5 separate regions of the Mus musculus genome follow, and regions 1, 2, 3 and 5 are each linked to region 4. Evidence: chromatin loops called from intact Hi-C (ENCODE). Cell type or tissue: heart. All regions are shown on one strand. Region 1 holds the start of Cep162 (centrosomal protein 162). Region 2 has its middle 6.7 kb from the start of Gm22830. Region 3 overlaps Cyb5r4 (cytochrome b5 reductase 4). Region 4 holds the start of Pgm3 (phosphoglucomutase 3). Region 5 holds the start of Ibtk (inhibitor of Bruton agammaglobulinemia tyrosine kinase).

Region 1 (5,000 bases), 680 kb after region 4:
ATACAGGGATAGAACCACTGACCATTCCGTGTTATGGCAAAGATGAGAAAGACAAAGGATGAGTATCCGCCCTTCCAATCAAGATTTTCTTCACCGCTTTGCAGGTTATTATCATCCAACGGAACCAAATCCCTGGCCCTCAGATAGTAAAGACAATGAGAATCAAGGCCTTCATAAAGGAATACATGGTTGGTGGGAATAACAGAGCATACGACTAGCCAATTTCATGTGTAGGCAAATATTGAGAAGAGATTCACATACATCCACACTCACACTTGCGTGATTATTAAGAGCAACATTATTCATGACTGTCCAAAATGGAAGGATCCCAAATGCTGTCAACTGACAACATATAAGCATTATATCCACAAAATGGCAAACCACTCTCTGAAAACACCATGCTAAGTAAAAGAAGCCAGACTTCAGAGACCACACATCCTAAATGGTTCCATTTCTATGAATATCTGCAACAGCCAAACTTGGAGACAAAGCAGTAAGGGATAACCCAAGGCTGGAAGGACAAAGAGCCAAGAGTAATGGTTAAAGGATAAGGGTTTCCTTTTAGGAATGATACAGGCATTCTGCAACTGACTATGGTGAAGGTTATATAATTCTAAAACAGTTGTCATACAAACTTTAAGTGGGTGAACTGAATGGTTTATGAATTGTAACTGAAGAAAATTAACTTTAAAAAAAAATTAGGTTGAACCACTCCCTTATAACCAGAAATTGAGCAAAATATTTGTTCAACATGGTTCTCTTTCTCTCTCTCTCCGTCCCTTTCCCTCTCCCTCTCTCTCTCTCTGTGTGTGTGTGTGTGTGTGTGTGCATGTGTTTGTGTTTGCATGTGAGCGCGTGCACACATGCACCTTGGAGGGAATGCTGCATTCACTGGGACCGCTGGGTAGACTGGGTGAGAAGATGGCATTGAGCTAACAGGCAGCAGCATTTGAAATGAGTCGAACTGAGGACGGCTGGATAATTCTGTAGGTGCAGGTAGAAGGGATGAGCTGATGGGGTGGTTTATGTTTTCAGAAGAAAGCACTCAAGGATGGATCTTACAAGATGAATTTACAATAAATATTACAATAAATACAGCTTGAGCTTACCTCCTTCATAAACCGTTCAAATTCTTCATCAAGGTCTACTTTGAAATAGTGAGCCATGGTTAGTAATTTTCACGTCACAAAGCAAGTATCTTAAAATTATTCACAGCATTGGAAACACTAAATGACAGAAACAGATGGAAAAATAAACACCTCTGGAGGAAAACAATCATTAAACATCATTAAAACAACACTACTTTAAACTTCAACTTCTCAAGACAGTTTTATATATGTACACACATATATATGATGTAACTTGACAGTTATATTGCAATTACGAGACACCATTGGAGGTCTAATTCATTGAAGCTAACTGACTTGGGAAAGTAGCTTATGAAGTATGTCTTCTCAAGGTTGATCATTACATTTCATCCAGTCGCTAAGAGGTGGGCTCCAGGATCTTTTCCACTGTATATGTATTTGTCTCTGCTAATACCTCTCAGAATCCAGGTCCTCACAGAGAATATTAAAAAAAAAAAAATTAAAAGAGCAGGAGTGGAAAGACTAATATTTTTTCTTGTAAAGCACAGTATACAGGTTGTGCTTCCGGATTCACGTATTTTCAAATTAAGGGTTTTGCAAAATAGACTTTCTATAATCAGGATTTTTTTCCAGACATAAACTAAGTGAATTTATAAGACTCAGAATATAATAAAGAATTTAGTGGTGCATCCCAGAGATTTCTACACTTAGGAGACAGACAGCTCTTTAGTTGGGAGGTTAGCCTGAGTTACAAGCCTGAATTTCAGGTTAGTCTGAGCTATATAGTGCAATCCTGTCTTAAAACATCCCCAACGAGCACAGAATACCCTTGGAAGTTAATGACACACATTAACTACTATTTATGTTTCTCTTGAAGCAAAGGCAGGCTAAAAGAAACAATGCCGCGAGCACCTTTAATGGGATCTAGTCAAGTTGTCTCAAAGCTGGACTTCAGCTAGGAGAGGCCATCTTCAGATCTGTCCTAAACCTTTGGATTTAACTCTTTAGGGCAACACGAACAAACGCTAGTTTTCTTTTCTAAGGGACGGCAGCAGGTTTGCCCACCATCTTTCAGTGGAATACTTAGTGCTTTTATTTGCATTTTCGACTAAGAGGTCTTAGGGTCAGGATGAGGAGTTGGACAAACAGGTTAGTCAGAGGCAAACCCCACGAAAGGGCCCTCAGCTCAGTCCAGGCTGCAGGAAGCGCAGATTTGGGGGCTAGCTCGAAGCAAAGACTTGGAGTCCCGACAGAGGAGCGGAGTAATGCGCAAAACAAAGTTCGGAGACCCTGCCTGAGGTACAACCTGGAAACAACAACAGGGTCGCAGACAGCCACAACGCCTCACCTACCTGCTCCTGGGAGCCCGCGCTCTCCCGGAAAGTCCCGGCGAGCGGGCTGTTGTCAGGGCAACAGACCCCTACAGGCGGGCTCCCGGGTGTCACGTGATCCTGCCTGCCACGTGACCCAGGGAGCAGCCAGACAAGCTGTCAGTCTTCTGGTGACTCTCAAATAAAGATTGGAACCTTCACGGCTCTGCAGGATGTGGCGGCCGTAAGGGACGTGGGCGCGGCAGCAGTGTGCACATCCCGCTTTCTCTTACTCCCGGAAATCCCGAGCTCAGCTAGCCGGCCGGGAAGACCCAGGCGCAAGCGCACCATCTAGAGCCAGCGCGTGGCTTTCTGGGAGTTGTAGTTTAGTCCCTTTGTGCTCGTCCTTCCGCAGCGAGCTGCTCTTCTTTCCAGCCTTTCCCACCCTTTTCATTTGAAGGCTACTGTCCAGGTTGAAAGTTTTAAAAACGGTGTAAGAGGGTTGATTTCCTTCAAGTAATAAGCCTTGTGTGGGTGTTATGAGAAAAGTACAAATGCATTAGAAATAATTCCGGTGTTAGAAGAGATGTCCGCCACCCAGTGGACAAGCATTTGAAAATACACAATACCAAGATTCTCAGTGAGAGCCTTGCACTAGTTCAGCAGCTCTGGTTTTTCTGGTATCCTGCTTTTCAAAGCTCTCTTCTGCAGTGGTTTGCTTGAGTTTTTATTTTATTTTACTTTTTTACCCGCTCTCTCTCTCCTCTTTCTTTCGCTCTCTGGATACGTATACACAGGCACACCAAATCAGAAGACAACATTTTGGAATGAAAGTAAAATCTTCAAACAGTAAAGGTCTTTGCCTCTGGTATACATAGTTCTGTACCTCCTTTCTGGCCTGAACTTTTCACTCAACAATGCATATTGACATCTGAGTGTGTACAAGCCAGAAACTATCCGATTAAAATGCAATAATAGAGACCTGTTTTAAGCTACCATTTTAAGCTTGGTGAGAGCATTATGTACATTATTTAAATTTTACAATTTACAAGTCAACTTAATTCAGCTTATGGCTTTTCTTTTAGTACATACTGAATTGAGCACATTCCATGCCCTATAGACGTGGGTTCCGTGAAGCAGACAAGTAGCCCAGACAACTGTTAAAGGAGTGCGGCAAGAAGAGCTATGGTGGCTAGTCATGTACACAAGCTGAGAAAGTTGGGGGATTTTTTTCCACTTGAGGTCTCATTTCAGTCTCACTCACCATAGTTATTTTTTACCATCAACTTGTTAGGGTCCAAGATCTTGGGAGAATGATACCCTAAACTAAGTAGTATGCAAAAGCAAAGAATGTTTATTCAGCAGAATTTCCTGCAAGGAGGGGTCTCCTCATTCAGGAATGGACACATGTAGTGAGTGGGCTTGCAGGCCTAGCTTTTATATTTGTCAGTTAGGGGAATTCCAGGGAGGAATTTGTGCCATTTTGCCTTGATTGGTTAGCTCTATCTCTAGAAGTTTGACTGATTCTACAATTGGTTAGGGCTCTGGAGACTTCCCAGGTTTGGGGTGGGGAGGGATCTCTTATCCATTCTAGATACCTATTCTTACTTCAGGCCAGATGACAAGGTGTCCACAGATTGGCTGCCTGTGGCTTGGTTTGCTGACCACAGGTTCCTGGACTTAGGGTCTCATTTCTGGGAAACAGAAAGTTAGGCCTCGTCTCCCAAACTGTTAGTTTATTTTCACCTTATCCATCTTTCGTTAGATTTTCCAATTCAGCTTTACCCGCACCAGACTACTAAAACAATTCTTGGTGGGGGTTGCTAATTTTCTCATAGGGTGTTGCAAGATTGTAGAAAACAAATTTCTATGACATAACCTTAGTTAATATGAAAACCCTATTTGTGCTTGTTCTAGATTTCCCTTTGAGCTCTAGTGTTCTCTTACGCGCGTTTGCGACCGGCCAGGAAAGACGCAACAAGCCAGAATCTTCTGCGGCAAAGCTTTATTGCTTACTCAGGAGCAAGAGAGGAAGAGCGCGGCAGAGAGAGGCAGAGAGGAAGAGAGAGAGAGACGCAGAGAGAGGCAGAGAGAGGGGCAGAGAGAGAGAGGCAGAGAGCAGAGGAAGAGAGCAGAGGAAAAGACGAAGAGAAAGAGACAAAGAGACGAAGAGACGAAGAGAGGGAGTGCCAGAACCCCGTCCCTTTTAAGGAGAATTATCCTCCACCTAGGACGTGTCACTCCCTGATTGGCTGCAGCCCATCGGCCTAGTTGTCATCACGAGAAAGGCAGAGCACATGGCGGGAAAACTGCCCCTGCACATGTGCAGATTATTTACTACTTAGAACACAGCTGTCAGCGCCATCTTATAATGGCAAATGTGAGTGCGGCTCCCCACAGTGTTCTATGTATGATAACCTAATTCATATATATTCACATAATACCCTAGAAACATCTCTCTGTAGACCAAGCTGGCCTCCAACTCAGAGATCCATATGCCTCTACCTCTTCAGTGCATGCACTATGCCCACCACACACTAGAGCCATCTCTAAAGTAATAGAAGCCTTGCGTTTTTGCTTGTGTGTATGCATGTGTGTGAGA
Region 2 (5,000 bases), 790 kb before region 4:
AGAGGGGAGAGGGAGGGGGAGAGACAGAAATTCACCTTTATAACAAATCCACTAATCTAGTCTCCTGGTACACAATGCTGACATAATGGCATAAATCCATCACTAACGGCAGCAGCCTAATCACCTGATCATTCTTGAGCTTTTACCTCTCAATGCTCTGGACACTGTTGTATTAGTGAGAGTTAGGTTTCTGTCTTAGTCACTGCTCCATTGTGTTAAGAGACACCATGGCCAAGACAACTCTCATAAAAGACAACATTTAATTGGGGGCTTCCTTACAGTTCTGAAGGGTTAATCCATGATCTTTGTGGCAGGAAGCAGACAGCTGAGAGGGGGGACATTTTGGGGGAGGTGTGAAAGGAATTGGGGATGGGAAGGGGGAAGTGAATATGTGATTGTCCCAAATATTTCTGGCTTGTATAGAACTGACAAAAACTAACCAGCACAATATCTTATAGGTTCCTGTAAAGGCCCAGAACTAGACAACCTGAAACAACAAAGGAGAAAGTCCCTTTCTCTTAAAAAAAAAAAAAGGTTCCCTGGGAAAAATTTAAGTGAATGACCACTCAAATAGGAGAGATGCCAACAAAGAATTATAGATTATGTATTACTTTAAATAAATAAATTTCTGTATGTAAAGTGTGTGTGTACAAGCGTGAGTATGAGAGGGAGAAGGAGAGGGAGAGAGAGAAGAGAGAGTTTTTGCCATAGTTAAGGTTGTAAGATAGTGTATTCATCACGATCTTGTATCATAACAGGAAGGATCTAGTTATGCAATTAAAATTAATTAAACTGCCTTCAGATCTTGATGTGAAAATTAAATGATTACATTCTAGAAATCTGCTGCTTAATGCTGTTCCATTTCTAACATAAAATAAACTTGGCACCACCAGAGAAGGTTGGAAGTGAACACTGCCTGGCGTTCTTCCACCAAACTTCCTGCTGTGGAAGATTGGTCCTTTCAAATAACACCGAGTACTGAACTGGTGCTTAATTTAAAAATCTTTAATCAACGAGGATCCCAACAACCACTTAAACTGTGCTGCCTGTCAGTTCTAACCGCTCATTATGAAATCACCGCTAATGCCATATACAGAATAGAGCCTTGGAGTTAAGAGTCTGGGAGTGGTGTTGGAAGAGATCAAGAGCTCCCCAGGCTACTTCAGAAAGAAGAATGCTGTAGTGGTTTCGTTGAAATGAAGCACAAGGTGTGGGAGTCCTTTTAAGCAGAAACATCTCTGTACTCAACACAATGAACCGGTTTAAACATCTGCCACTCTGAAAGAGAATACTCATGTTTGTTTCTTGGTGATGAAAAGACAAAGAATTCTTTTCCTGAGTGTCAAGGAACCCTGAGGAGACTATTAAACCCGACTGTTATTCCTGAGGAGGAATCTAGCTGATGGGTTATACTAGGAAATTCAGCAGATATCATACGAAGTCTAAAAGTTATATCTTTAATTTTCTCCAATGAGTCAGAAACATTTGAAACTTTTCTCAGCATGTTTTGTGCTTTAATTTGCTTTCACGTCTACCTGCTCATCCCCAAGATGGCTACACAATGTAAGAAAGGCACAAGGTGAAAGCGATCCTGAAGAAGTCTAGCCCTCCACAGGTAAAGGGGCTCCACCAGCAGAGGGGGGGGCGGGGCGGGAGGTGGTGATTGACACTTTCCGATTTGGAGGGCTGGTGAGAACCCAGTGAAGAGAGGCCCTGGGAAACGTGGAAGGACATTGGAAACCCCGCAGCTGGAGAGGTGGGAACAGGAGAGAGACCCCCATCCTAGAAATACAACGTAGTGGAAGCAAAGCCGCCTCCAAGGACAAGATAGATGTCTCTGAAAGAGTAAATGCATTCTGAGAAGCACAAATCATACAAATCAGAAGTTTCAGCTCTGAGAAGGATCTTCGAAGTTTTCTTTCCATGTGGACAGAGGGAAGGTTGTTAACATTTTTCAATCTTCCTAAAAGGGAGCTGGCTCCTAAACCTAGATTCCATCCTCACAGATGTATCTCTTCAATGAGTGCAATTAAGACACCTTTTAAAGACTCCCATGCATGAAAACATTAAGGACAGATTTAAGTCAGAGAGTTTAAAAAGGACAGCAGTGCTCCGATGGTATTGGTTTTGTTGGATTACTCACACTTCCCTATGAGAGGCCAAACCTACTCCATCTTGGGACCGGCCCAAGGACCAGAAAGGACCCCATGGCTTGTCCTTGGCCAGAATTACCCCTTAGCTACTTCCTAGCAACAGTTAATCAGATTGTTTCAGATGTGCTTTCAGACCCTTTGTGATTGTATATGGTCTGGCTTCAGAGTACTCACCTGTCTGTTTACAATAGACATTTAGTAAGATACGTGTCAGGATGGACGCCCCCTTACTTACTTCCATTTCCTATAAAACCTTGTTCTGCTGAGGGTTCAAGGCTGCTTCGCCTTCCCTCCCAATCCTGCCCTGTCAGAGTTGGGTTGTAGAAGATCCCAAGCCAGAGCTTGTAATAAAGAGACCCTAATGCTATTTATTATTGCATTGGAAACATCTCCTTGGTGGTCTTTTGGGGTTCACGAACGCTTCCTGGCATAACACCTAATCTCAGCAGCAAAGTATGTTTTTTTTATTTTATTGTGACAGGCAGGGGTAAAAGAGTATAAAAAAGTCCAAAGTTTAAACGCAATAATCCCTCTAAATAATAAAATAGACTGTAGCCTTTTCTGTGCTCCAAAAAACAAATTAGATTTTCAAACTCCTGACATCAACAAGAAACTCCAGGATGGGAGAGAAAAGTGAAAACCAATCTCCACAAAAACAAATGACCAAACCAACCAAACCAAACCAGTCAAATAGACAAAATCCTTGGGATTCCAAAGACTTGTTATTAATACCTGGCGATTCTAAATCTGACCCAACGACACGGGGTTTTTAAATGTATCTGTCACTAGATGGCACTGTATAAACACAAATAACTAGGCAAGGCACTCCAGTTCATCTCTGAAATTGGTGGTTTATTACTATAAATAAGCCTTTAATGATAAACCTAACCATCTTACAAGGCAACACATCAATACTTTACATCTCTATCAATAAATGCTGACTGGTTCTGAGAATGGTTCAAAGGCAGCTTTAGGGTTGTTACACGACAGACAGGAAATTGAATTTTAAAAAAGGTAAGAAAGTTAGCAATATAGGAGAGGGGAGACAGGAAAGAGAAATAAATTCATGAGAGAATGCATAATTTGAATTTCCTTTGGTTCCCATTAGGGCTGCCGGAGCCTGGGAAGATCGTGGGCTTAGTGTTCTATCAGTAACATATAACTCATTCCTTTGCTACATCAGGAGGATTGGAGCTGAAAAGCCAGTGCTGGCAGAAGACAAGGACGGATTACACATGCAAATAATCCCATAGCTCTTGGACTAAAGGAGACAGTTCGTCTTGTAATATTTCTTTTAAGTGACACACAGAAAGCTTTGGCGGGTTGCTATTAAAAAGCAACATTATAAGATTAAAAAGCACAGAGAAAGAAAGGATGTTTGAAAGGGGCACTGCAAAACTGTGAGGAAAAATCAGAATATGGATAACTACAGAGTCTGTATTATTCCACTTTTTTAAGTTAAGAGAAAGGTCAGGAATTTAGAACAGTTTAGGAAAGAAAGGTTAACTGTATTTGGAGCCTCGGGAATTGAGAACATCTGGTTATAATCACACAGAAAAATATGGTTGAGACTTGATGGTGGGTAGGGATAACCCAGACCATCTGACTGTGTGCACTCCACTCTTCAGGAACACTGGGGCTGTATTCCACACAGGTGGTGTGCCACCAACTGCTATCTCTCTGCACCACTTCTCCAGAAAGGGAATGTGCGCGCGCACACACACACACACACACACACACACACACAATTTTAGGATGTCAAATGTCAAAGAAGTGAAGAAGGCCATCTCCATTCCTGCAGTGGCCAGTATGACCAGTCTAACAATGCCAGGGAGGAATGGAGAAATGTGAAGAACACTGGTTTATTGAGCTTTCCTCTTGCACACATCCACCCAGTAAACTCTCTCCTCTTCCTATGTGTTTCAGCCTACAAACACTGTGTCCTTTCTGACAGAATGTGTGTCTCTCAGCAGCGGGGAATACCTTGGTACCCAGAGCACCTATTAAGAGGGGCAGAAAGAAAACCAAAACAAAAGATGGATTAACCTCCACCCTTATTTTTGATGACAAGAACTTAAATTTTACTTCCCATTTGCAACAATTCTGTTCCAAAGATACATTTACATTAGGAAAGGGCTTCATAGTCATTTGAGTTGCTTTAGAGAAAACATGGCGGCCATTAAAGCTGTGGTCAGAGTCCATGATGGAAAAACAGAGCGCAATGTTTATTTGTTTTTTTCTCTCGCTAATTAAGACAGAATCTAATACAGAATGCTGAATTTCAGAGATCGGGGAATTGTGTTTTTACCCACAGTAAAACATGAGGTTACTACTTTAGAAAGGCTTTCGGCTCATTAATCTTGACGCTAGTATTTAAAATAATTTAGTTTCCTTGGTAAATGGTCTGTAGATTCTTGAAAGTGCTGTTAGCTAAAATATTATTAATGTGAAAATGCACTCAACATGTCTCATAATTTTGCTGAGAAATGAGACGTGAATGATGCGTTTTATGGTAGGGCGAGCTGGGTGTGGGGGAGAGAACATGACTGAGATGTGTGACTCAATTTATGAGAGTTCTGAGTGACACGAAGGAGGCAGATCACCAGATCCACACACAGTTTCAACTCTGCTACGGATTCCCACTCAGCTCATTATCCTACCCACTTCTCTTCACTGTGACAAAACACCAAGATCAGGGCAACTTGGAAAAGGAAGTGTGTGATTGGGCTTATGGTTTCAGAGGGTCAGAGTCCATGGTGGTGGCGCAAAGGCATCACTGCAGGAGCAGCCAGGGCTCACATTGGACAGTAAGCAGGAGGCTGAGAGGGGAATGCTGGGAACAGTGAG
Region 3 (5,000 bases), 450 kb after region 4:
AACAGGTTTATTAAGTGTGTTTTTTGGGGGGAACACTTTCTGACCATCCAATCTGTCACCTTAAAATCTTGAAAATGTATTTTGTAAAAGAAAACAGAACTCCGAATGTCCTGTTACTAAATCATGTAGGCGGGGTATATATTTTCTGTAAAGGGCACCATTATAAACACTGTAATCTTCCCCAGTTCATAACTTCAGGTCCCATCTTTCCTGTTATCTACAGTCAACTGCATGAGTTGTCTTGTCCTGTGTCTAAGGTGTATGTACTGCCCTGTAGCCATCTGTTTTGTTTCCAGATAGATAGTTGAAAATGGAAGTGCATGTTTTCAAGTAATGGTCCAAGTGTCGGACTAACAATAGTGGAAATTCTTCTATCCAAAGAGAAGCCATGAAATGCTTCCTGTGAGTGGAAATGTCAGAGTTCTTAGTAAGAAAAAAAATCATGCCAAGGTCACTAATACCCACAGTAAAAACAAGTTTCCAAGAGTTGTGAAGGAAAAAAAAATGTATAGGGGTCACCACCATGGGGTGTTTGGTGGTGGCCGTGGTTTCAGGCAATCTCTGAGACGAGTTTAGCTTATCTTAGTGGGATGTCTCTATAGGCGAGCAGTCATCCAGGGGAGGAAGCTGTGGTTGATAGTTTCTACATACGCTGTCAACATTCACACTTAAGACTAGAAAAGGGCTGTACCAATTCCCCTCTCTCCTAGGCCTGGAAGTCCTTGATGTGGCTGTCCTGTGCTCATGTTCGCCCCACACCCTTCCTCATGGTGTTTTCCTGTGCTTGGTATACTTTATCAGTGGGTTTGTCGCAAACACTGTTGCACAGTAATTTCTGATTTTCTGTTTATATTGATAATTCAGAAAGGGAGAATTTAGCCAATCTTTGGCATATCTTCTATCAGATCTCTTGATTGTTAAGGTCACAAATTTTGGTTCAAAATGGCATCAATAACATAATTAGTAACAGAGCTAGGACCTGGACATTCTAAATTCTGACTTTGGGTTCAGTACTGTGTCTATTATTCCTTACTGCCATTATGAAGAAAGTTTGTGAGACAGAATTGCAAAGTCCTATCTCATAGTCGGTATCTTAAATAGTATTTTGTTTAAGATTCTAGGCATCTGAATTTCCTGGACATCTTGAACTAGACAAAAGAGTCCCCTCCCTGTAATAAAAATAAAAAAATAAATCAATTAAAGTTAATCAAAAGTAAGAACTTTGGCTAAAAGTTTTTTTTTAAAGTTAAAGAAAATAAAAGGGAACTCAGGAGGATTGATGGCTGCCAGTTTTGTAACCAGCCTGAGCTGCTCCATGGCAGGACCTTCCCTGTTGAAAATGGCAGATAAAGTAAACTTCTAATGCAGTAGCTCAGCTTCACACACACGAGATGGGAGAAGTTGTAGAATTGTTGGGTTGTAGTTTTGTCATTTTACCCTTTATTTATTTATTTATTTATTTATTTATTTATTTATTTATTTTGAGATGGGATCTTGTTGTGTAGGATTTTTTTTTAAGGCTAATAAAGGATGGATACAGTAGTCCAAAGGCAAATTGACGGAGGAGGAGAGGGAAGCAGCCAACTTAGAACCAGACATAGCTTTTGTTTTCCGTTCTCTAGGTACCTTTAAAACAAGGCAGGAGTCTTATGGATTGGATCCGACTGACCAAGAGTGGAAAGGACTTAACAGGATTGAAGGGCGGGTTAATTGAAGTAACTGAAGAAGAGCTTAAGAAGCACAACAAGAAAGAAGATTGTTGGATATGCATAAGAGGTAAGCGGCATTTACTAAACATCTCAGAAACGCCTGGGCTTTCAGACTTGGTAACAAAAATTGCCTCAGTGGATCATAAATAATGTTGTTCTCACTTTGAACTGTATTTTCCCTTGTATAACCTTTTACATTTGATGCAGAAGACAGGGAACTAATGGGATGGAAGTCTTTTGTAGCATTCTTATGTTGCATTCCCTTTGAAAGGAAGCAGGTGTTTGCCAAGAAATTTAACACCAAGGTGATGCAGTTAAAACGTTCAGGGGCACCCAGTATATGGCATAACTGCCCATCCAGAGCCTTGTGATTGAATGCTCTTAGGAAAAGGGTCTCTGAGACTCTAAAGGGAACCATATGTGTGTTGTATGCACCTATACATATTTGTATGTGTATATGCATGTGCTCGTACACATGCACACTCATGAGCACACTGTTCCATGTGTGTCTGTGGAGACCAGAGGTTGATGAGCTTTAGATTCGGTGAGTTTAGATTATGTCTTAGAGCATAATGAGGAGACAGCTGAAGTTAACCTCTGGCGTCCACATACATGTGCACCTACATGCACCCGTGCATACACTCACACTCACACACATACACAAAGAATCAGTTCATTAGGAGCACCATGTTGATGTGTGATAACAAAGCGTCAAAGCACATAACAGACAGTAGAAGAACCGAGGGACAGAGTTATAATTGTCATTCAGAGTTGTGGATTTTAATCCCGTTCAGCAGTTGTTAGAACAAGGTAAGCATCTCTAGACAGAAGGAAACTGGTGCTGCAGTTTCTTTATTGAACACAAGGTGGCGCAGTCATCACAGTCCTTAGACTCAGGCTTAGAGAAGAAACTCCAGTAAAGTTGAAAAATGGTGACTTGTTTTTACCTTATAAACATATCTTTTCCTATTATGTATTTTGGGGCTAATATCATTAACAATGGTAAAAATTTAAGTAAGTAAGAATGCTGTTCTATAATGGCATATAATACTGTTACATACATGATAGACATTAAATTCATTTATTAAATGTAGTCTAGAACTTTAATATTTGATTGAATGTTAAAACCAAAAATTAAGTTTTTAATATGTTTAATTTTAATCACCTGAGTGCTTTCAGACTGTTTTTGGGTCTTGAAATAATTCCTAATCTTTTAACAATTATTGAGAACATTAGAAGGCTTTTTTTGCATGATGTCTCTTAACATTACCACTAATTAAAATTAAGAAATGTAAAAATATTTAAAATTAATTTATTAAAACTACTATACGTTGTACATAGTACCTATGTTTATTAAAATAACTTTTCTAAATGAAAAATTCAGGAATACATAATTTTTGATTTTAGTATCTCTAATATATAGCTTGAAAGATGACAGTTCATATGTATTGTTGTGTGTTTATCTCCAGTGTCAAATCACATGTCCATGTAGCTTCTAGAAAACCCCACACTTATGAAAGAACAAGAATTTTAAACATAGTATTTTAGTTTTATTGGAAAAAAATTTTCACCTTGCACCACTAGAAGTGTCTTTTTTGAGCTTCCTCTGGAGTCCTTGGGCTCTTCCATGAGGCTCTGTAACTTATAGAATAGAATAAAAAAGAAATGAAAATTTTCTAGTCAGTGAACATGTGACCTAAAACATGGTGATACCCTTAATTCTGTATGGTGAGCGTGGTGGTTCACATACATAGTTACCTACCTAGCCTGGGACACTGTGGCACCTTCACCAGGAAGATAGACAAACAGACATAGGTCTTTGGCACTAACCCATGGTGGGTCTAAGATGGGACTGTCTGAGGGCACCATCACATGGATCTGGGCTTAAAATTACAGTGGAATGTGCTGCAGTTCTGAATCTAGACATATTTAGTGGGTGGTCTGAGTGATCTTTTGCATTTCTTTATGTTTTATGAACAGAGACACTGTTCTAGACAATAAGTTTACTCATGGGTCAGCTTAATAAAGGCCATGGCTGCCCTCACAGCAGAGAGCTGGCACTTTCACTGGCATTTAGGAAGGACCTTTATCCAGTTTCTTTATCCAGGATCCTCTCCTGGAGGAATAGGAGTGTACAGGTCTCAGGGTCCTCTTCACATAGCTCTGTGGAAACTAAGGATCAAGGAGCTGATGTGAGTGTTGCTTTTCTAGTTGCAGGTATTGATGTAAGTATTAAACTTCCTTGTCTTAAGCAGCAAGTCCCATGTTATTTAAGAGAGACCAAAAGACTGACAGGTTAATTAGCTAGCTCACAAGATCAGTGGAATTTTAGACATTGCAGCTCTTACTACTTTGAAAAAAATGAACTCCTAAATGAAATGTTGGGAGAGAGTTATCAGAATTTATATTTATAAGCCTTACAATTTGTAAGAAGTTCATTTGGACATCGTTTCTCCTTGCTTTGATGCAGGGTTTGTTTACAACGTCAGCCCTTATATGGAGTACCATCCGGGTGGGGAGGATGAACTCATGAGAGCCGCAGGAGCCGATGGAACAGATCTTTTTAATGAGGTAAGTGGCTTCACGTTATCAGAACGTTGTATGCGTGGACTTAGCAGTGAGACATTTGGAGGAAGGAAATGCTTGCATTCATTTGAGATGGGTGGGCTTGAACTCTGAAATGTCGGCAGATGTTCACAGGTGGCAGCTGTTTATGAGATTTCTCAATTCACTTTATTAAAATTCTAGAGATGGTCTCAGTATGTGGCGTGCACTGTCTCCTCTGCGGGAAGACTTGAACTCATCTCGATTTCCTTTAGCAATGATGGTGATTGGCTTACAGAAAAGACTCAGTGGGAGAAGGGACCGGTGGATCTGCTGTTACAAATTACTGTAGTTTTTAAAATTAGATTATTTATTTTTCAGTTAGCATACAGCCTTCTTATTATTTGTTCATAGGGAGACAGTTGTATATCCAATCTATATTCTGTGTGGCACCCATACATCTTGGAGAAAGTTAGATAATGGTGATTAATGAATAGGAAACTTAATTTTCCTAAATTAATAGGAGAGGGTCTACATGGATTTCAAAAGATGCTTATATCAGTACCCTTTCCTCCAAATTGGCAAACGAACATTAGTTTCCTCACTATTTAAAAGCTCCATAGAATATGTTAATTACTATCAATTTTGTTAATGGTTATTCTGACATCATAGTCGTTAGAAGTTTAGTAATTTGCTTTTGTTTCACATTTCATTTAGTATTTTAATGATAATGTTATATATTACTAG
Region 4 (5,000 bases):
CATTCCCAAGCTACTTTAGTTATCAAACTTTTGTCCACAAGGACGAATATAATTTTGTAAAAAAAAAAAAAAATGACCCGTTGGTAATGTATCCCTATTATTCATAGGGGCGTCAACCACTCCTACGAAATTCAGAACTCTCAAAGGAAAATCACAGTCATAGAACAACGGCATGCTTCCACCCTTTAATGCATTTGGAGTTCTCGAACTAATTTCGATTAGGTATGGCAATGTTTATTAAAAGCCCTAACAGTGTTTGCTTCTTTCATTCAAACTGCCACCCTTGGGGATGCATCCTGCTCCGAGCTACTGATTGACTCGCGGCTCCGCGCACTACAGCGCGAGGACCTCAGGCACCTGGGCCGCGCGCAGCGTTGGATAGGTAGGTCCGGCAGTCATGCCCCAGCCTCAGCTGCCGATGAACCCCCACCCACAGCGGCCCGGCATTCTCCACGCCCGCTCACCTAGATCTGGAGCAAGAACGTTCTCTCCACAGGCGAGACGCGGCCGCGCAGTGCGCACCAAACCAACTCTCTCAGACCTCGCAGACGTGGCCCAGCTTTGCTTCCGGCCCGACGCCCCGCCCACACCAATCACAGCCCGGAAGGGCCGCTGAACCCGCCCCTGCACCACCAAGCCCCGCCCCGACCAATCGCGGCGGGTTGGTGTCTGTGGCCCCGCCCTATGCGCCAAGCCCCGCCCCCCAGCCGTCCGCGCGCTGCTCGCGCCCGCGGAACTGCGGCTGCGGTTCGGAGCGGGTTCGGGGCTGCTTGGCTTGAGTGATCTGAAAGGGTGAGGCTAAGGCGGCTAAGGCGGGCCGAAGGTTAGCTCCCGGGGTGGACAGCTGCGCCTTTCAGCCTGGGCCTCAGGGTCCCGGGTCCCTAAAGAACGGGAGCGTTGACGTCCCTCCGACCACCGAGATCACCTCCCAGCCCAGCCCCTGCCAGGCGAGGTCAGCGTCATCCCCGCGGGTCTTCACCCGCTTAGCCCTAGGCGTCACTTTATTAAGTGGAAATGGCTGAGACCCCTCCTCCCAGCCCCTGGCTCTGCGGTGGCGTCCCTATGCACCTGCGCGAGATGCTGCACCCCACTGCGGTCCGGGGAGGCTGTCCTCCGAGGGGGCCTGCGGATGGGGGCTGGCGGCGGGGATGACCTAGAGCCCTCCCCTCCGCACTGCAGGCATCCTTCCTAGCTGCGCAGGCTTGAGATCCAAGTGGGATTCCCGGGCCGGTCCCTGGTTTTCCCGGGATTGAGGCTGACCAGGAATACAGGTGTTTGCAACCACCGGCCACGAAATCTGTCACCCGAGCACCTGTTGAAAGCGCAGACTCCAGAATGGCCGGCAAGGGTGGGAAGGAGAGACAAGGATTCTGGGGTTTGAGGGAGCATTTTAAAGGATGTTGTGCGTACTAGATTGGGGGGGGGGGGCTAGGAGAGAAATCTAAAGTGTATGGATGCGTGCCCGTAGCTCTCTACAAACAGCGGGACTGCCTCTTAGAAAAGGGACCTTGGGAAAATTTCCTGGACACCAGTCGTCATTTACAACCCCATTATTTCTGGGCCTTTTCCAGGTTTCCAAGCCGGCTGATTTGGAGACATGTCAGGGTCAGTAAAAGAAAGCCTTCAGCTTCAGCTGCTGGAGATGGAAATGCTGTTTTCTATGTTTCCTAATCAAGGAGAAGTAAAACTCGAAGATGTAAACGCCCTAACAAACATAAAGAGGTATCTGGAAGGCACCAGGGAGGCGCTCCCACCCAACATCGAATTTGTCATCACGCTCCAAATTGAGGAGCCCAAGGTGGGTGCTTTCATTGGTCCTAAGTGTTTCTGGGTGCCTATCGTGTTTTGCTTTTAATGTGTATGCGTGTTTCCCCCTCATGTATGTCTGTTCATCATGTGCATGCAGTGCCCCCTGGAGGCCAGAACTGCATGTGGGAACCTAGAATTGGACCCTGATCCTCTGGAAGAGCAGCCAGTGCTCTTAATGGCATAGCCCCAGGTATCCACTTGTTAACTGGAAAACCCAAAGCATGAGCTTCCTGTCCAGGTAACAAATAGACAATTTCAAATCCCAGGATGCGTTTGGAAGGAAAATGTACCAAACATGAGATGGTCCATAAATTCAGACAGACTTTAATGAAGTTAATGAGTGTTTAGGATTTCATCGGTTTTCAATGACACTGAATGTGCATAGTAACTACACATACAAAACCTAAATGTTAAATATAAACTTACCTCCTTGCTCTGGACCCTTTAGTCCTAGGAACATTAGCAGAGCAGGTACCATGTGGACTGGACATTTAGAAGAATGTTTTCGCTCTCCCCTACGAAGCCTTCAGTTGTCCTTCCCTCAGACCATTTTATCTCCTTAATTACACACTTCAGTGGAACCTTGAACTTCTCCCACAGTAGATTCTGCCTCTCAAATTGAAATGAAATTCTTGCTATGTGTGAGCATGGTCTCCCTCAGGAAGCTCCGGTCTGAGGCAGGAATCTTGTCTGACTTCATCACTTCCTGTTCCAGCACAGGACACCCAGCACACGTCGCTGGTCGGCGGTGGTTAGGAAAGCTGACTGCATACGTTGTTCAGTGGCAGGCAGGCCCTTGAGAGTCTCCATGACTGTTCCTATCGTAATCGTGCAGTTGCCATGATAAACTAGCTCGTGTGATTTCTCAGTATTTAAATCTATGTCGTTTTTATTTTAAGGTGACCATTGATTTGCAAGTAACCATGCCTCACAACTACCCATACGTGGCTCTGCAGCTGTTTGGACGGTCACCTGAGCTTGACAGACAACAGCAGCTGCTGCTTAACCAAGCTCTCAGTGCTTATCTCGGGACTTTCGACCCAGGTGAGTTGTGTGTCTGTGCAGCCATCCAGTGGCTGCAGGACAACAGCGCATCCTACTTCCTCACCAGAAAGCTGTCGGACGAGCCATCCGTACAGGCGAAGCCAGTCAAGAACACATTCCTCCGCATGTGGATCTATAGCCACCACATATATCAGCAGGACCTGAGGAAAAAGATCTTGGAAGTGGGAAAAAGGTTAGATGTGACTGGATTTTGCATGACAGGAAAGCCTGGTATAATCTGTGTGGAGGGCTTCAAGAATCACTGTGAGGAATTCTGGCACACAATCAGATACCCCAATTGGAAACACATTTCCTGCAAGCATGCAGAAAGTGTGGAGACAGAGGGGGACGGTGAAGACCTGCGCCTCTTCCATTCGTTTGAGGAATTACTCCTTGAGGCCCATGGTGACTATGGATTGCGGAATGATTATCACATGAACCTGGGCCAATTCCTGGAGTTTCTGAGAAAACACAAGAGTGAGCATGTTTTTCAGATATTATTTGGTATTGAAAGCAAAAGCTCAGAGTCCTAGAACCCTATTAAGATGTCTACGCTTGTAACCGCATTAAGTATTTATGTTACTAAGACCAAAATAAAAAGGCTAATGACAATATAGAATTCTGGGTGAAAAACCTAGCTCTAGAATTTCCTGACTGCTGATGCTAATAGGCCCTTTAACTTTGTACCAGTGTAACTGTGATGCTGTTTCCAGGTTGCTGTGTAAAGTCACACTTGATTACCATTTCATTATAAATCAATAAAATGATATATTTAACCAGAGCAACTTGTCTCAAGTCCAAAACCAGGCTGGAGAGGTGGCTCAGAAGCTAAGAGCACCACTGGCTGCTCTTGCAGAGGACCTGCACAGCAGCTCGCTGCCATCTGTAACTCTAGTTCCAGTGGAATCCATGCCCTCTTCTGGATTCTTCAGGTACCAGGTTCATATGCGCTGCACAGACATGTGCAGGGAAAACACCCATACCCACACACAATAAATAAATGAATAAAGCAAGTCCCGAGCCCCACATTAATGTCTCATACCAGACTGCAGATACAAATTCATAAATTTAAGACATCTGTTTCATGACGCTGGCACATACGTGGCATACCCCCTCATCACTGGAAATGAATTCTAAACAACAGATAAACTCAGCATAGAGAGTGCCTGCTTACTACATTTCTTATTTTAAAACCCCAATTTGAAGTGTTTTAGTAAAACTAGATTCTAACAGCAACGGCAGATTAAAGTCTCAGGAGTCGCCCACACTCTTGCACATACAGATTAACACATCTGTCTTTTTAGAAGAAGGCATGAAGCGGGGAAGAGCTCTGCTCTTCTCACTCTATCACTTGGTTAGACGCACCTCTGGCAGCAGAAGCAATATTCTTAGTTTAGTCATGTCCATGAAAAAAAAAAAAGCATGGCTTTGTTGCACCCCCACAGGTCTTGGTATTTTCCAACTGCTTCCCATGGGTCGGTACACACTGAAACTTAGCAAGAGCTGATGCTCACTGAGGAGGGCACACCAAAACCCGGCGGGGGTGGGGGGGTGGGGGAAGGGGAGGGGAGGGTCAAACTACATTTTCAGTGATGTCAGCACTGTCTACTTTCAAAGACTAAAGTCCCACCAGCCCTTATCAAAATGAGACTTCAATCATTTTAAAAACTAGTAAGGGGCAGGAACGATAGCTCAGTGATCAAGAACACCGGCTGCTCTTCCAGAAGACCTAGCTTCAGTTCCCAGTACCCAGAGAATGGCTCGCAACTGTCTGTATCGCCAATTCAACTCCAGGGTATCAGATGCCCTCTTTGGCCTCTGAGGACACCTGGCACACACGTGGTACACAGACATGCATCCAGAGTAAACACTCATTGTCTTAGTTAGGGTTTTACTGCTGTCAACAGACACCATGACCAAGGCAAGTCTTAATAAAACAACATTTAATTGGGGCTGGCTTACAGATTCAGAGGTTCAGTCCATTATCATCAAGGTGGGAGCATGGCAGAATCCAGGCAGGCATGGCGCAGGCAGAGCTGAGAGTTCTATGTCTTCATCCAAAGGCTGCTAGTGGAAGACTGACTTCCAGGCAACTAGAGTGAGGATCTTATGCCCACACCCACAGTGACACACCCATTCCAACAAGG
Region 5 (5,000 bases), 820 kb before region 4:
TGCAATTTTCAAACAAACAATATATATATATATATTTGAAATATATATATTTGAAATATATTTGAAATATATATATATTTCAAAGCCCAGGTAGAATTTCAGATGGGCTAGCTGGAGAGATGGCTCAGTGGTTAAGAACACTGACTGGTCTTTCAGAGTTCCTGAGTTCAATTCCCAGCAACCACATGGTGGCTCACAACCATCTGTAATGGGATCTGATGCCCTCTTCTTGTGTCTGAAGACAGATAGTGTACTCACATACATTAAATAAATAAATCTTTTTTAAAATCACATTATTTTTTAAAAAAAGTTCCAGATGGGCATGCGTGTTTACAGTGGTATGAATGACAATGGACTCCAAAGGTTCCTATGCTTGAATGCTTGGCCCCCAGTTAGTTCAACTGTTTGGGAAAGACTGGGAGGTATGGCTGTGTGTTGCTGTGACCTTGATAGATGAGGTGTGTCACTGGAGGTGAGCTTTGAAGTTTCAAATGCTCAAACCAGGCCTGGTCAGTCTCAGTCTCTGTTTGTCTCTCTTTCGGATCAGGTGTGAGCTCTCAGCTACTGCTCAGTACCATGACCCAAGTACGTAGCTTCCCTAAGGACCCTGAGCAAACCTCTGAATTTTCTCAAAGCTTCAATATTTTCATTTGTAAAAAGTGAGATTAAGGGCTGGAGAGATGGCTCAGCTGGTAAGAGCACTGACTGCTCTTCTGAATTCAAATCCCAGCAACCACATGGTGGCTCACAACCACCCTTAATGAGATCTGACACCCTCTTCTCGTGCATCTGAAGTCAGGTGCAGTGTACTTATGTATAATAATAAATAAAATCTTTGGGCTGGAGCAGTCAGGGACTGAGTGAGCGAAGTTGAACAGAGCGAGCAGAGCCGACTAGAGCAAGCAGAGGTCCTAAAAATTCAATTCCCAACTGTACAGCTACAGTGTACTCATATGCGTAAAATAAATAAATAAATAAATAAATATTTTTTAAAAAAAAAGGAAGAAAGAAAGAAAGAAGTTTGGGCATACTCATTCAGTCTAGAATTTTATAATCCACAAGCATCTTGAACGTTTAAAATGTAATGAAATCATCACACAAAAATTGGCACACAGAAAAAAAAAATTGGCACACAGAAAGCCCTTCAAACAAGATTTACTAAAAAGAAAAAAAAAAACCGAAGATTAACATATCCAATTGAAAAACTGTAAAGCTGCGATGTGACTCAAGTTTTGCAAAAACTTTTTTAGAAAACACGTTTTAGAAAATAGTTCTGTCCTCAGGTACGGTGAAGCAGGTCTCCAAATCAATAAAAACAAATGAAAGTAACTCCACTGAGAAGTGAGGAACTGATGACGAAAAACACACACACACACACACACACACACACACACACACAAAACGTTTGGTAATTTGCATATGGAGGTAACCACACTAACTATGGGGGGGGGGGGGGAACTACTTCAAATGTTACCTACTTCGAGATAAAGGAAACAGGTGCTACTCAACTTCTCCTCCTTGAAAAATATCCCCTCTGACTAACACGACTCATGTTTTATGACTGTGTTAGATAACAGAGTTAAAGACGGCTTAAATCAGGGTTGGCCATTTCCCCTCGGATCCAAAATGCCTTTGCAACCTGATAGCTACGAACAAAAGGCCCCTCTATCCTGTCTCTGCAGAACAGACCCCAGTCCACTTCCACCCAGCAGCGAATGCTCAGAGCAAGACCTGCTTCTGCAAACTCAGCAAGGCCCGCGGGAACTCAAACTTTGTAAACTCCACCAAGGGTTTAGGGGACATGGGAGCCTCTAGGAAGGGATCCAAGGGAGGTGACACCAGTCAACCCTCGGAACCAGAAAAGCATCGTCGCTGGAGGGCGTGTCGGGCAGCTTGGCGACGTAGCACTTGGCGGGACAAGGCCATTCATTAGCTGGCAGGGGCGGCGGGGCTGCGCTGCCAGGCCACCCGCCCGTGCCACGCGGCGCGAAGCTCGGCAGCCGCCCCCTCCGCGAGTTCCCTCCCCGGGCCCCGCTCCCCTGCCGGGCTGGCAGGACGCCTTCGCCGTCGCCCTCACCAGTCGCTAGATGAAGGTGCGCCGGCGGTCTCCGCGGGGCAGGCGCGCGGCCGCGCAGGGACTCATCCTTAGTGAAAGCTACCGGGGACAACGAAGGGAGCCAGGAGCCGGGACGCCCGAGTCAGCTCCGGGGACGGCTGCACGGAAAGCGACAGCCGCGACTGTCGGCGCCGGGACCGGGTTCGGGGAAACCTGAGCTAGAGCGGGCGGGACTCGGGAATAAGACGGGCGCTGATTGGCCGGAGTTCGTGTATGCCCCACAGTGATTGGTCGGGGCCTGCCCACAAGGCCTAGCGTGGCAGTACCTCAGCTGTGGCCTTTCCCTAGTATCCCAAAGGAGCATGACCCCTGCCGGCCTTGGTGCGGTCGACACTGGCTGCCGCCCTACACTCAGAACCAGTACTGCCCCTCTTGGTGCCAGATGTCACCCTAGGAGATCTGTCTCCCCGCAGGTCGACACTCGGAAAGGAGGTTAAGGCTGGGATGGAGGAAACAAGGAACTGGCTGGATGCCCAAGCACCACTCCGTAGAAACGTGGGCATCTTAGAAAAGTTGCTTCCCGGATCACTCGTAGTGGGATAACTGGAAAACCAGAGGTGTCCTCTCCCCAAGACTGGGCCCTGCTGCTCTGTGCCCCGCCTGTTGTGCCCGGATTGTCTGAGTGTCACTCTCTTTTTGTCAGAAGGCGCCATAGATTTTTCAGATCGCCACTGTGCGACCAGCTGCTGACTTGGGTCACATCTGTCTGCCTGACGCCAGGCTTACAATAGGTTTTCCTCCCTGAACTCTTAAATCTACAAGCCATTTTAAAGGTTGCAAATTGTGTGCCAATAATCAGTCCAGAACGGAAAACATACTCCTGCTGAAGTCTGATACAGAGGCGCCTTAGTAAACATGTGTTCAGGGAGGAGTAGCATGACTCAGAGAAAAACAGCACTTGGAGCCCAGAGTTGTTTGAACCTCGGCCCTGTTTGTGTTGCTGTATGAGCCACTGACACCATCATCTATTAAACGGAGTTAAACTCAATACCCTCTTAGACTGCTTCAGCCCAATTGCCTGTTTTGTAGACTTTGTAGGAAAGTAAGTTGCTAGATCAAACTGAAGGAGAGATGGAAACAGACCTAGCTCCCCAGCTCTCCTCCCAGTGCAAGGACTTAATTTGCTTTCTTACTTCCTACTCTGACCCATTCTGTAATGTATAAACAGTGACTTGGAAGGAAGCTGTGTACACACTCATGAACAAAGACGCTCAGTGATCTGGAAGCTAGTGATGTAAATAAATGTGTTGCCCTGAGTTCACATCTTTTATCTGTCTCTTCTTTGTATTGGGTAAGTCATTTAGGTTTTCTGAAGCCTTAATTTCCTCATCTGCAAAGTGGGAATGGAATACATGTTGCTGTAGTGAAAATGTGTTGATAGACGCCCGCAGCACTTAGCAGAGTGCCAAGCACACAGTAACACCACCTAGAAGTTGCCATGTCTCAAACGCTTGTAAGCATTGGGGGTACAAAATGTCCATACGGCCATAATCATATACACAAAAATTAATTGCAACTTTAACGAATCTGTGAAAGAAAATAAGAGGTTTCATCTGACCCCCCCCCCCAAAAAAAATGACAAACTAGGGAAGAAGTAGAAAATAACTAGGTGAAGCAGAAAAAGAAAGACCAGCATCATGCCAAGGAATGAATGTCTTTGCCGTTGGAGATGGGGGACGAAACTGGTCCTGCTTCAACAAGGATCAGAAAGAGAATATTAGAAAGCTGCTTACAAAGTAAAACTTATCAGCCACAGTTGCCGCGGTGCTGACCAAACTGAGACTCTGACATAACGTTATTTATTATCTATGACACGAACAGCCTGAGTTTTATATTTTTATACACTGTTGGGCTTAAAAGGAATCTAGTTGGTGGCACCAACTGATATCATAAATGCAGTAGTGTTAGGTGGCCACATAAGTTAAAACATTCCGAGCTAATAAAGATTTAATCTTTTACTGTAGAATGAAAGCAAACTGTGCAGCTTTTACCCCAAGGTGAGAATGAAGCACATAACACCAGAGGGTAAATGGTCTGCGTGATCGCTGCTGAGACAGAAGGACCCGGCTTCACCTCCTCATCCTTTTCGTTTCCTCTTCTCCCATTGCTTCTGCTCTCCCCTTTTATGCAGGTTTAGCAATATTGGTGGTTATTATATTTAAGGTTTTTTTCCCCTTCACACCTTTTCTAAAACTTTTATGCATTTTGTTTCAATTCTGGGCAATCTTTTTCTTTTCCTACTTGTTTCTGTGTTCCTTCCTAGTGTACTTTTAGTAATATTTTGGATTTTATCTTATTAGTTGTAAAGAAGCTTATGTCTTCTTTTTTATTTCCCTTATGTTTATCTAATTTATTTTTGAGCCTTCTCGTTATTGAGGAGTTCTTTTCCCTTTCTTGCTAACTGCTTCTTCATTTTTCTTTCCTTCCATAACAGTCTTCTCCACTCCTCTTCTTTTTCCTTTGACTTAACTTTGCTTCTGCTCCAGTTTGCTAAGACCTTGACTCCTTTATCTATTACAATATTAACCATAAGTGACTGTTTATCTCATGCCAGACTCCACATTAGTTTTGCCATTTTCTGTTTTGCATCTTTGGTGATATACCGAGACTTAATTGGCTTTGGTGTATTCTTATATTGCACAGTTTGATGTTGTTGCTGTTACAATAGTTCATTGTTTCCTCTCTGAGTGGTACTTTCTCTGGGAAAGGATTCTTAATGTGAAAATACTCAGATACAGCTAAAATGCATTGAGAGATATTCCACTGAAGAGATGTAAAACTTTAACACACACACACAAACCATAAGAAACATGAAAAGGCACAGCAACATAACTCTCTAAGAACATCCTGTGAAACTGTAATTCCATGATTATTGAATCCAAAG

What was found. Peaks named below come from ENCODE experiments on the same cell type or tissue, not always from the same donor. Only the 100,000 strongest peaks of a DNase experiment are listed, where the experiment ranks them.
Region 1: it touches region 4 in a loop (5-fold over the local background); 4 of 42 quality-filtered maps call a loop at or near these places.
Region 2: a loop joins it to region 4, with 4 times the contacts of the local background. A loop is called at or near these places in 7 of 42 quality-filtered maps.
Region 3: it touches region 4 in a loop (2.5-fold over the local background); 5 of 42 quality-filtered maps call a loop at or near these places.
Region 5: it touches region 4 in a loop (2.1-fold over the local background); 9 of 42 quality-filtered maps call a loop at or near these places.

Annotation. Positions count from the first base shown.
Region 1 is chr9:87,252,823-87,257,822 of GRCm38, forward strand. It overlaps Cep162 (centrosomal protein 162), which reads right to left and starts at 2,710. Exons shown (of 27, transcript NM_199316.2): 1 at 2,441-2,710; 2 at 1,110-1,226. The coding sequence starts at 1,166. In heart, a CTCF peak has its summit at 2,979 (motif pointing left); a DNase peak (open chromatin) is centred at 2,619; H3K4me3 peaks cover 1,534 bases; H3K27ac peaks cover 1,281 bases.
Region 2 is chr9:85,776,707-85,781,706 of GRCm38, forward strand. No RefSeq gene overlaps it. Among named protein-coding and RNA genes, the nearest start is that of Gm22830, 6.7 kb to the left of the region's middle. In heart, a CTCF peak has its summit at 2,939 (motif pointing right); no DNase peak of the experiment used is centred here; H3K27me3 peaks cover 503 bases.
Region 3 is chr9:87,025,325-87,030,324 of GRCm38, forward strand. It overlaps Cyb5r4 (cytochrome b5 reductase 4), which reads left to right. Exons shown (of 16, transcript NM_024195.2): 2 at 1,623-1,776; 3 at 4,180-4,280. Among named protein-coding and RNA genes, the nearest start is that of Cyb5r4, 5.8 kb to the left of the region's middle. In heart, a CTCF peak has its summit at 2,570 (motif pointing right); no DNase peak of the experiment used is centred here.
Region 4 is chr9:86,571,266-86,576,265 of GRCm38, forward strand. Pgm3 (phosphoglucomutase 3) reads right to left here and starts at 577. Exons shown (of 13, transcript NM_028352.4): 1 at 465-577. Rwdd2a (RWD domain containing 2A) reads left to right here and starts at 723. Exons shown (of 3, transcript NM_001145969.1): 1 at 723-792; 2 at 1,572-1,798; 3 at 2,709-3,634. The coding sequence starts at 1,598. The coding sequence ends at 3,386. In heart, a CTCF peak has its summit at 1,918 (motif pointing left); DNase peaks (open chromatin) are centred at 606 and 1,916; H3K4me3 peaks cover 1,938 bases; H3K27ac peaks cover 1,018 bases.
Region 5 is chr9:85,747,054-85,752,053 of GRCm38, forward strand. Ibtk (inhibitor of Bruton agammaglobulinemia tyrosine kinase) reads right to left here and starts at 2,281. Exons shown (of 29, transcript NM_001081282.2): 1 at 2,078-2,281. In heart, CTCF peaks have their summits at 1,865 and 2,445; a DNase peak (open chromatin) is centred at 2,328; H3K4me3 peaks cover 2,899 bases; H3K27ac peaks cover 2,764 bases.